3 separate regions of the Homo sapiens genome follow, and regions 2 and 3 are each linked to region 1. The links are chromatin contacts, found by Hi-C or POLR2A ChIA-PET in ENCODE. All regions are on one chromosome and are shown on one strand. The core of a region is the stretch at or near the end of the contact, and the rest is flanking DNA. Distances in the headings are between cores, read along the strand shown.

Evidence for each region. Hi-C counts contacts between places; a loop is a spot of excess contacts on that map. ChIA-PET counts read pairs that join two places held with the same protein, here RNA polymerase II (POLR2A). Pooled maps may share reads with other maps.
Region 2: a loop to region 1 is called in a map of naive thymus-derived CD4-positive, alpha-beta T cell, with 6 times the contacts of the local background. The contact joins the promoter of KLRK1-AS1 here to the promoter of LINC01252 in region 1. A Hi-C loop is called at or near these places in 1 of 168 maps with a recorded cell type or tissue (naive thymus-derived CD4-positive, alpha-beta T cell), 1 of 37 single-sample maps with no recorded cell type and 4 of 50 pooled maps. POLR2A ChIA-PET finds 5 or more read pairs at or near these places in 1 of 52 experiments (naive thymus-derived CD4-positive, alpha-beta T cell).
Region 3: a loop to region 1 is called in a pooled map, with 4 times the contacts of the local background. The contact joins the promoter of DUSP16 here to the promoter of LINC01252 in region 1. A Hi-C loop is called at or near these places in 4 of 50 pooled maps. POLR2A ChIA-PET finds 5 or more read pairs at or near these places in 2 of 52 experiments (GM12878 and naive thymus-derived CD4-positive, alpha-beta T cell).

What each region holds. Positions count from the first base shown.
Region 1 is chr12:11,545,793-11,550,224 of GRCh38, forward strand. LINC01252 (long intergenic non-protein coding RNA 1252) reads left to right here and starts at 2,238. Exons shown (of 8, transcript NR_033890.1): 1 at 2,238-2,568; 2 at 3,798-3,929. All of the region lies in intron 2 of LOC124902877 (a long non-coding RNA gene), which reads right to left. It also overlaps the pseudogene RNU7-60P.
Region 2 is chr12:10,361,779-10,366,210 of GRCh38, forward strand. KLRK1-AS1 (KLRK1 antisense RNA 1) reads left to right here and starts at 1,991. Exons shown (of 4, transcript NR_120430.1): 1 at 1,991-2,255. RefSeq lists enhancers at 2,462-2,511, 2,972-3,041.
Region 3 is chr12:12,561,613-12,566,044 of GRCh38, forward strand. DUSP16 (dual specificity phosphatase 16) reads right to left here and starts at 1,251. Exons shown (of 7, transcript NM_030640.3): 1 at 505-1,251. RefSeq lists silencers at 151-350, 371-490, 521-600, 1,051-1,560.

The DNA.
Region 1 (4,432 bases), core at 988-3,487:
TCTGGGGTCTGCTGCTGCTACTGCTAAAATCCGCTTGCCTTCGGACACAGTTTCTCAAATGGCTTAAAAGCTTCTCTGCTTTTGATCCCTGCAGCATCACTTTCTACTCCCTCAATCAGAAACCAGAAGCTACCCACCCCCATTTCCTGTGTTCATGATAGTAGAAAGCAACAGAGAACAGTTGGCCCCTGAGCTGCCAGGTTGTGGGCTGGGTAGGGAGGATCCATTGCAGGAGCATTGGAAAGCCTTGAGCACTCTGCCCTGCCTGTCCACACAGCAGCACCTTCACAGCCTTCTAGTAGTTCTGATCAGATTTCTGCCTCTTAAAGCGGCCCCACAGACTAAAAGCCATCATCTGGAATTTGGAGTAAAAGGGCCCACAGGAAATGAAGCACTCTAAGAAAATTCAGCTGGGCAGGTATTTTAAGGTCACTGACTGACTCCAAAGTGAAGGTAGAACCCATATTGACCGCAATTCATCACACTTCTGTAACTTCAGAACTCACTGCTGACTGGTGGAGAAGGTTGCAATTGCATTCAGTCCGAATCTCTGAACATATTATTTAGAAATATTAGCTTATCCAGCTGCCTACGGAGCTTCCCATCTGGGCTTTCAGTTGCTACATTCTCTAAAGCCGTATCTGACCCACACCTTACTAACACTATGTGCTTCTACAGCATTCACCCAGTGTTACAGCTCTTTTAGAATCTGTCTAGCAGGTTTTCCAGTCTTCACTGGAAAGCCCTTGCCCCCAAATATAAAAAAATAATAAGGCATTCACCCCTGAACTTTAGCAGGGCTTCCAATCGCCTTTAAGCACTCATTTAAAAGAAAAGTCTTTTATTCCCTTATAATAGTATTAAATCATTAGCAAATGATTCTCAAAACTATTTTTTGAGTGCTCTCTTCTGTGTGAGAATGTAGGAAATGATGACCAAGTATACGAAGTTGGACATGCCTAGTCCCAGGTGGCCTTTTCCTATTGGCACAGCTGCTGGCATTCACCCGTGCAAGCTTCTAGCTTGCTTGTCTATGTCTGCAGCTTGATTTTACAGGCTGCTCATTGTAAGAAAAGAAAACGATTTGAGGGCTGCTTTTCATTAAAAGGAAAACCTTACTGAGGACTTCCTTACCCTCACTATCTGCCTAAATAATTTCTTCTTAACTCCTATATCACTTATAAGAGGAGAAAGCAGACACACAGGGGGAACTCAGTGTGACAGCACAGGCGGAGCCTGGAGGGATGCCCAGGAATGCCAAAGAGACGCACAGACTGGTTTCTCTCTCACAGCCCCCAGAAAAACCTAACCCTGCCAGTGAGAGGTGACAGCGTGCTGGCAGTCCTCACAGCCCTGCTCGCTCTCGGCGCCTCCTCTGCCTGGGCTCCCACTTTGGCGGCACTTGAGGAGCCCTTTAGCCCACCGCTGCACTGTGGGAGCCCCTTGCTGGGCTGGCCAAGGCCGGAGCCGGCTCCCTCAGCTTGCAGGGAGGTGTGGAGGGAGAGGCGCGGGCGGGAACAGGGGCTGCGCGCGGTGCTTCCGGGCCAGCGCGAGTTCCGGGTGGGCGTGGGCTCGGCGGACCCAGCACTCGGAGCGGCAGGCCGGCCCCACCAGCCCGAGCAGTGAAGGGCTTATCACCTGGGCCAGCAGCTGCTGTGCTCAATTTCTCGCCAGGCTTTAGCTGCCTTCCCGCGGGGCAGGGCTCGGGACCTGCAGCCCGCCATGCCTGAGCCTCCCCCACCTCCGTGGGCTCCTGTGCAGCCGGAGTCTCCCCGACAAGCGCCACCCCCTGCTCCGCGGAGCCCAGTCCCATCGACCACCCAAGGGCTGAGGAGTGCAGGCACACGGCACCGCACTGGCAGGCAGCTCCACCTGCAGCCCCGGTGGGGGATCCACTGGGTGAAGCCAGCTGGGCTCCTGAGTCTGGTGGGGACGTGGAGAACCTTTATGTGTAGCTCAGGGATTGTAAATACACCAATGGGCACTCTGTATCTAGCTCAAGGTTTGTAAACACACCAATCAGCACCCTGTGTCTAGCTCAGGGTTTGTGAATGCACCAATGGACACTCTGTATCTTGCTACTCTGGTGGGGACTTGGAGAACCTTTGTGTGGACACTCGGTATCTAGCTAGTTTGGTGGGGACGTGGAGAACCTTTGTGTCTAGCTCAGGGATTGTAAACGCACCAATCAGCGCCCTGTCAAAACAGACCATTGGCTCTACCAATCAGCAGGATGTGGGTTGGGCCAGATAAGAGAATATAAGCAGGCTGCCCGAGCCAGCAGTGGCAACGCGCTCGGGTCCCCTTCCACACTGTGGAGGCTTTGTCCTTTCGCTCTTTGCAATAACTCTTGCTACTGCTCACTCTTTGGGTTCACACTGCCTTTATGAGCTGTAACACTCACCGCGAAGGTCTGCAGCTTCACTCCTGAAGCCAGCGAGACCACGAACCCACCAGAAGGAAGAAACTCCAAACACATCTGAACATCAGAAGGAACAAACTCCGGACACGCCGCCTTTAAGAACTGTAACACTCACGCGAGGGTCCGCGGCTTCATTCTTGAAGTCGGTGAGACCAAGAACCCACCGATTCCGGACACACCAGCACCCGGATCTCAGACCTCTGGCCTCCGGAACTGTGAGAGAGTAACTTTCTGCTGTTTTAAGATACCCAGCTTGTGGTCATTTATTACAGCAGCCCTAGCAAACGAACCCAGTGTGGTTTGCAACTTCAGTTATAGCATCTACCATCAGCCCAATTCAAAAGACCATTTATTTAATCAGCAACGTTTCCCCCGTCACTCCTTATGGGGCAGTATCCACTGTAGGCTACTGATTCTACTTAGTGCTTTAAGTCAGCGTTGCCAGAATCATACTGAAACACATACCTGGGGCTTCTAGGGCATCTCCTAGTCAGCCTTGTCAAAATCAACAGTTTTGAAAATACGCTCTATGGCAGTCCTGAATTCCACAGGGGTGGAATTCAGAGCCGCTCTCCTCTTGTTTGTCGTATTTTATAAAATGGATATTTAATTCTGTTTCACTATTTGCTTTCATTACTAAAATTTCCCAAAATACATGAAAATAGAGGGTACTCGAAAAACCCAACTTTAAATAAAATAACCGTGAGTATTCTGCCATACTTGTTTCTGTGTTAATATAAGAATTTATTTGAAGAGTTCTGCTATAATGTTTTTAAATACTGGTTTCAATAACTCTCTTCCAATACAGATTACACTTTGTTAGCTCCAATAATTGCTGCATGGTGAATTTAGTCTATTGAAAAGGAAGTGTCAGGTCTGAGTGCCAATTATTGTACTTGACCCAAGGTAACTCTCTTTCAAGGTACTGCGTTGGGTTCCCACTGAATTATTTTACCACATTCGAAATCCTTCATCAGAAATTCAATGTCTTTTATTATGATACATGAAATGATCTAATAAATCTCACTGCACACTGTTACTTTGATTTCTCCAATGAACCACACCTCTCAGAATGCACGCCCTTGTATAGTCCCCTCTCATGGTGACAGCAGGCTTAGCCTTGTGACTAGCTTTGACAATGGGGATATTAGCAAGCATGATGCAAGTGGATTCTGATAAGCTTGATGCTGTATTTATTTGCTTTGGCTGCCATAATAAATGATCACAAACTGGGTATCTTAAAACAGCTCCTTTTTCAGATGTTTCTCCACATTCTTCCAAGGCAAAAAGAAAAGAAAAAGAAATACACACAGACACATACATATATGTTTCAGTTCAATAAGTTTTTGTTGTGTTTTGTTTTGTTTTGTTTCAGACAGAGTCTTGCTCTGTCGCCCAGGCTGGAGTGATGAGGCGCGATCATCACTCCACCTGGGCTCACTGCACCTCCGCCTCCCGGGTTCAAGCGATTCTCCTGCTTCAGCCTCCTGAGCAGCTGGGATTACAGGTGAGTGCCACCATGCCCAGCTAATTTTTGTATTTTTCTTAGTAGAGACAGGGTTTCACCATTGTTCGTCAGGCTGGTCTCGAACTCCTGACCTCATGATCCACCCACCTCGGCCTCCCAAAGTGCTGGGATTACAGGCGTGAGCCACCGCGCCCAGCCTCAATAAGTATTTATTAAGTGTATAACACATGGCAGAAACTGTGCTAGATACTGAAACTATAATGGCAAAAATCAATTCCTGTCCTCTGAATTGGTTACCTAGTAGAGAAGACAGACATGTAAACAAATATAGTGGAGAGTGACATAGGCAATAATAAAACTATGTATAAGAAATCCAATTAGTATGGATAATTAACAACTAATGGTTGGAAAGAAGTGTCAAAAAAAGCTTCTTAGATACAGTGACACCTGAGCAGGATTTCTAAGGGTGCACTGGGGAAAGAGGTTCATAAATCAAGGGAGCATCATACTGAAATGGTAGTGATGGAACATGGTATATGCAG
Region 2 (4,432 bases), core at 741-3,240, 1.2 Mb before region 1:
TGTGAGCAAACATTAGTTCTAGAGTTGCAGTAAGCTACTTCAGAAGCTACAGATAAAACTGGTTTCTGGTTACAACAGGCAGTTTCAGCAGCCAGGCTTGCAGATAATTACATTCTTGGAGCAATGCTTTGTACCCAGAATGTTTTCCCACTGGATTCTCCACTCTGTTTTATTTAGTTATGAAAAGAATTACTCAATTTTTATAATCAACTTTCACACCTAAATTACCTCCCAAAGGCACCTCCTAATACTATACCATTGGGAGTTAGGATTTCAAATATGAATTTCAGGGAAACAGAAACATTCTGTCCATAACATTCTGCCCATGGCAAAGTTTATGTTCTTTTTGCCTGCATTTATTCTGTAAAAAGTAAAGTAGAGGTTGCTCTTCAAAGACTTTCCTCCCTAACTAATTAGGAATAAATAGTAACTTCTCTTAGAAGCAAAATTTATTCAAAGACCTGTGCTCCTAAATATTTGCCCTGGCATGCTTATACTGGTCCAAGCAAGCATTAGGTCATAGCCTGTTCCTCTTCCTTATTTAAAAGTGTTTTTACCTTTCTCAGCATTCCACAAGTTACTTCCTCCTTCCTTTGTTCTCCTCTACCTTTGCCTCTTTTAAAAAGTTCTAAATTGCTAGCCAGTCGGGACAAATACAGAATGTGAGGTCCTGTTCCAGTCAATGGAAACTGGATACAGCAGTAGGGTGGATGCGGCAGGTTATAAATGATGCTGTCTCCTTTGTTTGGTGTACACTCGTGGCAAAACTGCTGATGAGTATACCCTTTCTGCAGGAAGTAAAAAAAAAAAATGGCCACACTAAATAAATCTATGTTCAAGTGCTATTTTTTTATGGCACTGGGGAACAAGCATTTCAAACAATTTGGTGGCAGTCTGTATGGGGATACATTCTCCTCCAGGGGTGGTCTCCAGTCCTCTCTCATGAGGGAGTGCACTCCCCTACCTCATTGAAGGGGCCCTCAGGAATGACAAATTGAGACAAATAAACCCAGACTCTCAGCAACACAGAGAGAAAAAAAAAAAAAAGAAACTGGCCAGCAACCTAGCTTAAAGGATCCTCACATACTGTGGCGACAACTTTGTGCACAGGCCAAGAAAGAAGAAGCTGTGGGAGCCAATAAAGTATTTCCTTGGTGATCGGGACTAAAAAAAAAAAAAAAAAAAAAGCCACAGGACGGTAAAGCATTCCTTAGTTAGGACGTACCAAGGAGAGAGAAACTGCAGGGTCAGTAGATTATTCCTTAGTCGGGATGTCTTGGAGGTTAAAAATAGGTGAGAAATCCCCATAGAAGGGGTGTTGAACCTCAGAAAGAGGTGAGAAATCCCCATGAGGCGGGTTGAACCTCAGAAAGAGGTGAGGAATCCCCATGGGAGGGGGGCGTTGAACCTCACACAAACTCCCAGTAGTAAGAAAAATATTCAGAACCCCCCTTTCCTTTCTTCTTGGGGGAAGAAAGAATAGCCCCACTGCCACCAGTCCCTTCCCTAGGGAAAGGGGAAGGAGGGGGAAAACAGCAGCATAGGTGGCTGGCATGGAACAGGAATTAAAATAAATTACAGAATGTGTAAGCAAAAACTCAGTTGTATATAAGAAAACCCAATTCCCCCCTGAGGAAGAGAAAGAGCCGGAGTCCTTTAAAAATTAACTGCCTGTTTTCTGTGGCTAGTGAGCCTTATCTCTCCCTTTCCCAGGCATTATGAAGACCCTATTTCTCTAGCTGTGCAGCTGCAAGGTCACTAGACAGATAAACTCAAGTCATAAAACATGTTTTTCCTTGAAAAGAAATGATGTCATGTATGTCTCAATTGAATAACTGTCTTTGTTTCTTGCTTCTGTTATACGCTTCCCCCTGCACAAATCTTCCCCCACCCACGAAATGCTTAAAAGGTAACTTGACTCTTTGTTTGGGGCTCAGTCCTTTGGATGTTAATCCAAGTGGACCAGTGCACCTAAATAATAAATATCCTCCTCAATCCCTTGGTCTCTCTGATTCCTTATATATCCCGATACATTTCTGGGGGCTCATCAGGATTGGAGATGACAGATTTACTGTCCCCTTTGCCTGCGATACTAGGTCCCCGGGGCCAGGAGAGACCCGGCATCCAAGGTGTGCCACAGCTGAGCTTCACCCGGATATATAGACCAGCTCTCCCCACGTCCCAGCACCCTGCCTGGCAGCGCAATGGAACCGAGGATGGGGCTGCAGGACGATACCAGCACTTCAGGAACTGTGGTAAGGAGTATAGGCCCAAGGCAGGAAAGCCCGTCCCATAGGGACAAAGGGGAGCTTGATCACCTCCCAGGGACTGACCACTAATCCAACCCAGAGTGGCTGGGGGCAGCAGGAGTGGCCTGCCAATTTGGATGAAGCTTATGTCCCCACTAACAAAGTGAAAGTGGTTCACTGGATCTGGAGACAGGAACTGGGAGTGGTGTGTGTATGTGTGTGAATATGGGAGCCTAACTAGGCTCACCCAGGTCATGAGAGAGGCTCATTCCATCCGATGAGGACTCCTGCAGTAGGAGTGGTGTATGTGTGTGAAAGTGGGAGCCTAACTAGACTCACCCGGGACATGAGAGAGGCTCATTTCGTCCAATGAGGAATCCTGGGGCAAGGAAGGTGTGTGAAAGTGTGTGAAAGCGATGGTCTCGGGAGAGGCCAATGCAGGGAGTGACGTGGGGAGGCACAGATCCCTTAGCACGGGCTGTGTGCTCTGAGGCGAGTGTGGGGGGAAATCAGACCTAGGACATTGCATACAGCTGATAGGACGAGCTTTGCAGCTGTAGCAGGCTGTGACAGGGGAAGACACCTTCCTGGCTAAGCAGTGTCCGAAACTCCTGTAATAGGACCGGGTCTGCTGGACCTGAGAGTGAAAGTGAGAGTGAGAGTGAGAGTGTGCCGCAAGGGAGGAAATGGGAGGGAAAGCGTCAAAACCAACTCCTTTGGAGTGCATGATAAAAATTTTAAAGAAAGGATTTAGAGGTGATTGTGGGATGAAACTGGATGTTCAAAAGTTAAAGACATACTGTGAATTACAATAGCCCTCTTTTAGTGTCAGATGGCTGGCCGAAGGCACTGTAGAGAAATTGGCCGTGTGTTTTAAGGTGGTGACTAGGGTCGGAGGACAGCCAGGGCATTCAGACCTAGTCTTTATATTGACTCATGGCTAAATGTACGCAGCCCTGCCTAGCAGTTTATTGTAGAATGCTCGCAGCTCACGCCGAGATAAACCAACTGTGCTGGCAGCTACGGAGTTAAAGGGAAAGTCACAGAGGCTTCTAGCACCACCGATCCAAAAGTGAAAGTGAAAGTCAGCTGCCCTGGAAGCTATGCAGACCAAAAAAAAAAAAGAGTCTCAGGAAAGAGAAAACCAGTTTTGCAAGAATCACAGGATGGAATAGAGATCCTTCCTACCTATATTCCAATCTATCCCCCCTTACCAAGGCTAATTGCCCCTAAGGAGGTAAGTTCAAACAGATACATGCTCCCACTCTCACCTGAGAAGGAGAAATCGGAGCTCCAGGAAGTTAAAACGAAAGGCTCAAAAAGGTAGGCAGGCCGTCTCAGGTCAAGTCATGCCCAAGTTATGCTTCTGCCTCTTAAGAGGACAAGCAGACCCCCACTAGGACCCAGACGATGCAGTCCAGCTTCAGCACCTACAAAAGTGCCGAGAAGCACTTTTACAAAGGCTAAAGGATGTTAAAAGGAAAAGGCAACCAATATAAAAAAATCTCAGAAGTGCTCCATGGTGCAGATAAAAGCACCAGCCAGTTTTATAGGCATTTTGCTTGTACACTCTGTTTAACCCCGAGGCTGCTGAAAATCAGTGAATAGTAAATACGGCATTTGTAAGGCAGGCCCAAGGAGATATCAGGCATAAATTGCAGAAGTTAGAAGCTCCGTAGGTGTGAATGCTACTCAGCTTATTAAAGTGGCTACCAAGGTGTACATTAACTGAGACCAGGAGGCAAAGAAGAAAGCTGATTGGAGGCTTAATAAAGGCTTATTTACAAGCAGCAGCCCTTATGGGAAGAGAGGCTGGCTTTGCAAGGAGGCATAGATGCGGGTGTGAATGCAGTTGTGGAAAAGGCTAGTCTGGACAGCAATTTGAAAGCCAGCCAAGGCTAGAGAGAGATTAATGTACATGGTGCAAAAGAAAAGGACACTAGAAGGATAAATGTCAAAAGAATAAGGAGAATGGTCAAGGCCATGGTATGAAAAAACCACTGGCCAAGGGCTACTGCACCCAGGAGAAACCCAAGACTGCTGTGAAAGGCAGGATATAAAGGGTCAGAAAAAAGCTCAGATCTGCTCGAAAAGTGTCCAGTACTTAAGCTTTTACATAAGCCAAGAGGAAAGATGGCTTAGTAGTGAACAAAAGCAGGCTGTTTGTGCACTTCCTACTCCAA
Region 3 (4,432 bases), core at 1-2,500, 1.0 Mb after region 1:
CCGTCACCACCCAGGTGGCCTCGCTGCTTACACCAAAGGCGAACTGGGGATAATGGGAACAGTCAGGCCAGGGCCCCACTTGGCAGGCGTGTTGTGTAACAGTCGCGCCTGGAAGTGAGCAGCTTCGCCCGCAAAGGTGCCGCGTCCCGCGGCGGCCGCTCCTCTCGGCGGGGCCCGGTCCAAGCGCCGCGCAGCGGCCGGGAGCGCACCCACTGCGACCCCGCGCCCGGCCGCACGCCCCCTTCCCGCTCCGGCCAGCCTCCGGCCAGGCCTACACCCCCGCTTCAAACGCTCCTGCGGCCCCCGGCCGCGGTCGCCCCCACGCCGCCTCCCGAAAGGGTGGCCGGTACGCCCGGGAAGGCAGAGACGGCGGGGCTGGAGCGCGGCGCCCGGCACCGGGAGTCGGGGCGCGCTGCGGAGCGTCCATGCGGCCGGGCGGGAGGGCGCCCCGGGCCCCGCACCCTCCCGCCCGCACACCCCGCGCGGCCCGCCAAGGCCACTTACTTTTGGGGCCGCCGACCTCCCAATTCCCTCAGAGGGAAACGAAAGTTGTCACGGCGTCTCCCCTCGGGCCCCCCTCGCCTCCCGGACTTGCGAGGCGCCGCCGCGGAGCCGAGAGGGCGGCTGCGCTCCCGCTCGCGTCCCGTCCCGTCGCTCTCCTCCTCCTCTTCTTTTCAGTATATTATCTTCTCCTTCTCTGAGGGGTGGGTTGGGGCGGGAGGCTTAGGAAGAGAGGAGACGCTCGCAACTTTTCTTCACTCTTTCTCTTCCACCCTCCCCCCCATCAGCCTTCAAAAAAAATGTCGAAAGAGATGAAGAACTTAGGGAGGTAAAGGTGGGGGGCCGCGTTGTGAAAGTGGGGGTTGGGGGGGAGAGAGAGGTGGTAATAATCGTTTAAAAACTGATTAAAGCCCCCCAAACACTGATACATAGAAAGAGGGGGAAAGGCGGGGGGGTGGGGTGGGGGGTTGGGGGAAAGAGAAAGAGTCGCTGGTCAGGAAACTTCAAGCGCGGATGAGGTCATTGGTTTAAAAATAAAGAGATGGCGTCACTTGAAACCAATCCCAGTGAATGAACTCAGCGGAGCCCCGGGGAAAGGAGGAGACAGGCGAGGGCAGGGCGGTGGGCGCCGGGCGGGGCCGCGCGCTCGCCCATCCCGCGGCCGCCCGAGCCCGGAGCGCGGCTCCGCGCCTCGTTCCGGCCGCTCGGGGAGGGGTCAGGTCATGTTCCCTTCCAGAGTCCGGCGACTCTGAGGCAGGTTCCGCGGGCGCCGCTGGGAGGAGCCGGAGCTGCCGGAGGAGGCGGCCCCGCGGCCTCCTCCCCCACCTCTCCCTCCTCCTCCTCCTCCTCCCGCGCCCGCGCGCCCGCCCCCTACCCCCGGGCTCGCGGCCCCGACCCCCGGGCCGGGGTGTCCGCCTCCAGTGCTGCGCCCCAACAGGTATCGGAGGGTTTTCTCCCTCACCCAGACGCAGAACCTTTCCCTCCTCCTTGAGCTGTTTCCAGCTGCCTCACCAACGTCAAAAAACGCAAACACTGATTTGAGAGAATTACACTCGCTCTGTAAAAAGTCTGGCGAATGCAAAAGGCAAGGCTCTGCCATCTCTCAGGAGAGAAGTTACAGGTACTTCAAGAAAAATCACACTACTGTTGTCAGGCATTCAGCTATCTATATGTTTATGGTTGAAAGCCCCCACATAAATGTTCCTACATTACTTTACTTTGCTTATATTTACAAATACAAGGATAAGCAGCCTACATTTTCTTTAAAAATGTTTTCTACAGGAGGCAGCGCAGAAACATCTTTAAATAAGACCAGGGGTTAACCGCCTCTTGAGAGGTACAAAACCCTTGTTGATTTAACTCCACATACCTCGTGCATTTTATTATTTGAATTCATTAAAATGTCTGTTTTGAGATGACATTATGCACTTTGGAAAACGAGAGACCTGAGGTGGTGACAAACCAGGACTTGGAATCACTGAATAGGACAATCGGAGCTTTATTCCAATGTTCTTTGAGCATTTGAGCATGAAGCTGCTTCTACTGAGAAGTACTCACGTGGATATCACATAACAAAGATGTGATTAATGACGGAAAAGCACCCTGCGAGTGGACTGCTCCATGAGCCAGAATTTATGTGTAGGAATAATCTAACTCTTCAAATATTCCATTTACAATGTGCCGGATTGGGACACTAGACCCTAAAGGCACTGTTTGCTGTGGGATATCCATGTGCACCCTGCCTAAAGCACGTTTTTCCACTAGCAAAAGAACTGATAAGCAGGTTTGGGTGGGTTCGAAAGATAATACACCCCTGTTACTACTTTTCTGCCTTTAAGTCCTGCAACTAAAGGCATTCCTTATGATTGGTAATCATTGAAGGTTAGTGTTGCGGGGTATGGCCCTGGGAACTTCTGGCCCATCTTTTATAGGAGGGAAAAAAAAAGCCCATTTGAAGATGGGAGGCACCCTAGCACCTCTGGCAGTAGTAGGTAAAGCCTGAAGGCCACAGATGGAGAAGCAACTTTGAGCCTGTGCCTCTGGCCTCTTGAAGACTTTGCTAGGGGAAGCAAATCTCTCCCACTGCTCCCTGTCCTCTGGTGGCCAGGAGGTGTTACTGCAGCTTCCTTGGGATTATTTGTGCTCTACCAGGAAACCCCTAAAAATCTAACTGTAGACCTTTGTTGGAGGTGTTGGGATTTTTAGGAAGGAAGAAGAAGATAGTCCTTTTACTAGTGGTACAGAGCATGGATCTTGCCTGGAGGAAAGATTCATGAGAATTAATGGTATCCCCTTTGCATGCCAAAGTTCCAGTAACCTTGCTTTAACTGACATGGCTTGAAACGTTTCTCCCCTTTCCTCAGTTACACAATTAAGTTTGTGTAATGTATGATGTGGTGCCATCATAGCTATCATAGAAGTCTCTCAGGGTATTTCATCTATTTCTGGAAACAAGACGTATATTAAAGCTCATTAAAAACGAAATCAATGATTGAGTGATGTACAATATTGGTTAAAAGAGTCAGGGGGCCGGGCGTGGTGGCTTAAGCCTATAATCCCAGCACTTTGGGAGGCCCGAGGCGGGTGGATCATGAGGTCAAGAGATCGAGACCATCCTGGCCAACATGGTGAAACCCCGTCTCTACTAAAAATACAAAAATTAGCCAGGCGTGGTGGTGGGCGCCTGTAGTCCCAGCTACTCAGGAGGCTGAGGCAGAAGAATCACTTGAACCCGGGAGGTGGAGGTTGCAATGAGCCGAGATCGCACCACTGCACTCCAGACTCCAGCCTGGCAACAGAGTGAGACTCCATCTCAAAAAAAAAAAAAAAAACAAACAAACAAAAAAAAACATCAGGGGAGAAAAGGAGCAATGTAGGCTGGGATTATCAGGGAAGGCACCTTATAAAGAGTTTTGACCTTATCCTTGAAGGACAGTTCAGATTTAGTTTGCAGTGAAGAAGCCAGTGGAGGGAAGATTCCAGAGGGCAAATGGCAATGAGCCAAGACATGGAGGTGGAATGAATAATGAGTAAGGTGTATTCAAGTGACAGAAGAGTAAACCCAGTAGCAGTAGAAATCGGTATTTAGCAATTAGGTATGAGGTTAAATTTAAGAGATACAGAGGCACATTGTGGAGGTACTTGAATGTTAGAATAAATAGATTGTTACCTGCCCAGCAGGTGAAGGGGAAACCACTAAACAAGTTTACTTCACCGAAGAGTACATTTCTTTCTTTTACTAAGAAAGGTTTTCTACATACTAACAATAAATATGTGGAAACAGCCCTCTCCCTCTCCCGCTCCCGCTCCCGCTCCCTCTCTTTCCACGATCTCCCTCTGATGCCGAGCCGAAGCTGGACTATACTGCTGCCATCTCGGCTCACTGCAACCTCCCTGCCTGATTCTCCTGCCTTAGCCTGCTGAGTGCCTGCGATTGCAGGCACGCACCGCCACGCCTGACTGGTTTTCGTATTTTTTTGGTGGAGACGGGGTTTCGCTGTGTTGGCCGGGCTGGTCTCCAGCTCCTAACCGTGAGTGATCCGCCAGCCTCGGCCTCCTGAGGTGCCGGGATTGCAGACTGAGTCTGGTTCACTCAGTGCTCAATGGTGCCCAGGCTGGAGTGCAGTGGCGTGATCTCGGCTCGCTACAACCTCCACCTCCCAGCCGCCTGCCTTGGCCTCCCAAAGTGCTGAGAGTGCAGCCTCTGCCCGGCCGCCACCCCATCTGGGAAGTGAGGAGCGTCTCTGCCTGGCTGCCCATCGTCTGGGACGTGAGGAGCCCCTCTGCCTGGCTGCCCCATCTGGAAGTGAGGAGCGTCTCTGCCCGGCCGCCATCCCATCTAGGAAGTGAGGAGCGCCTCTTCCCGGCTGCCATCCCATCTAGGAAGTGAGGAGCGTCTCTGCCCGGCCGCCCATCGTCTGAGATGTGGGGA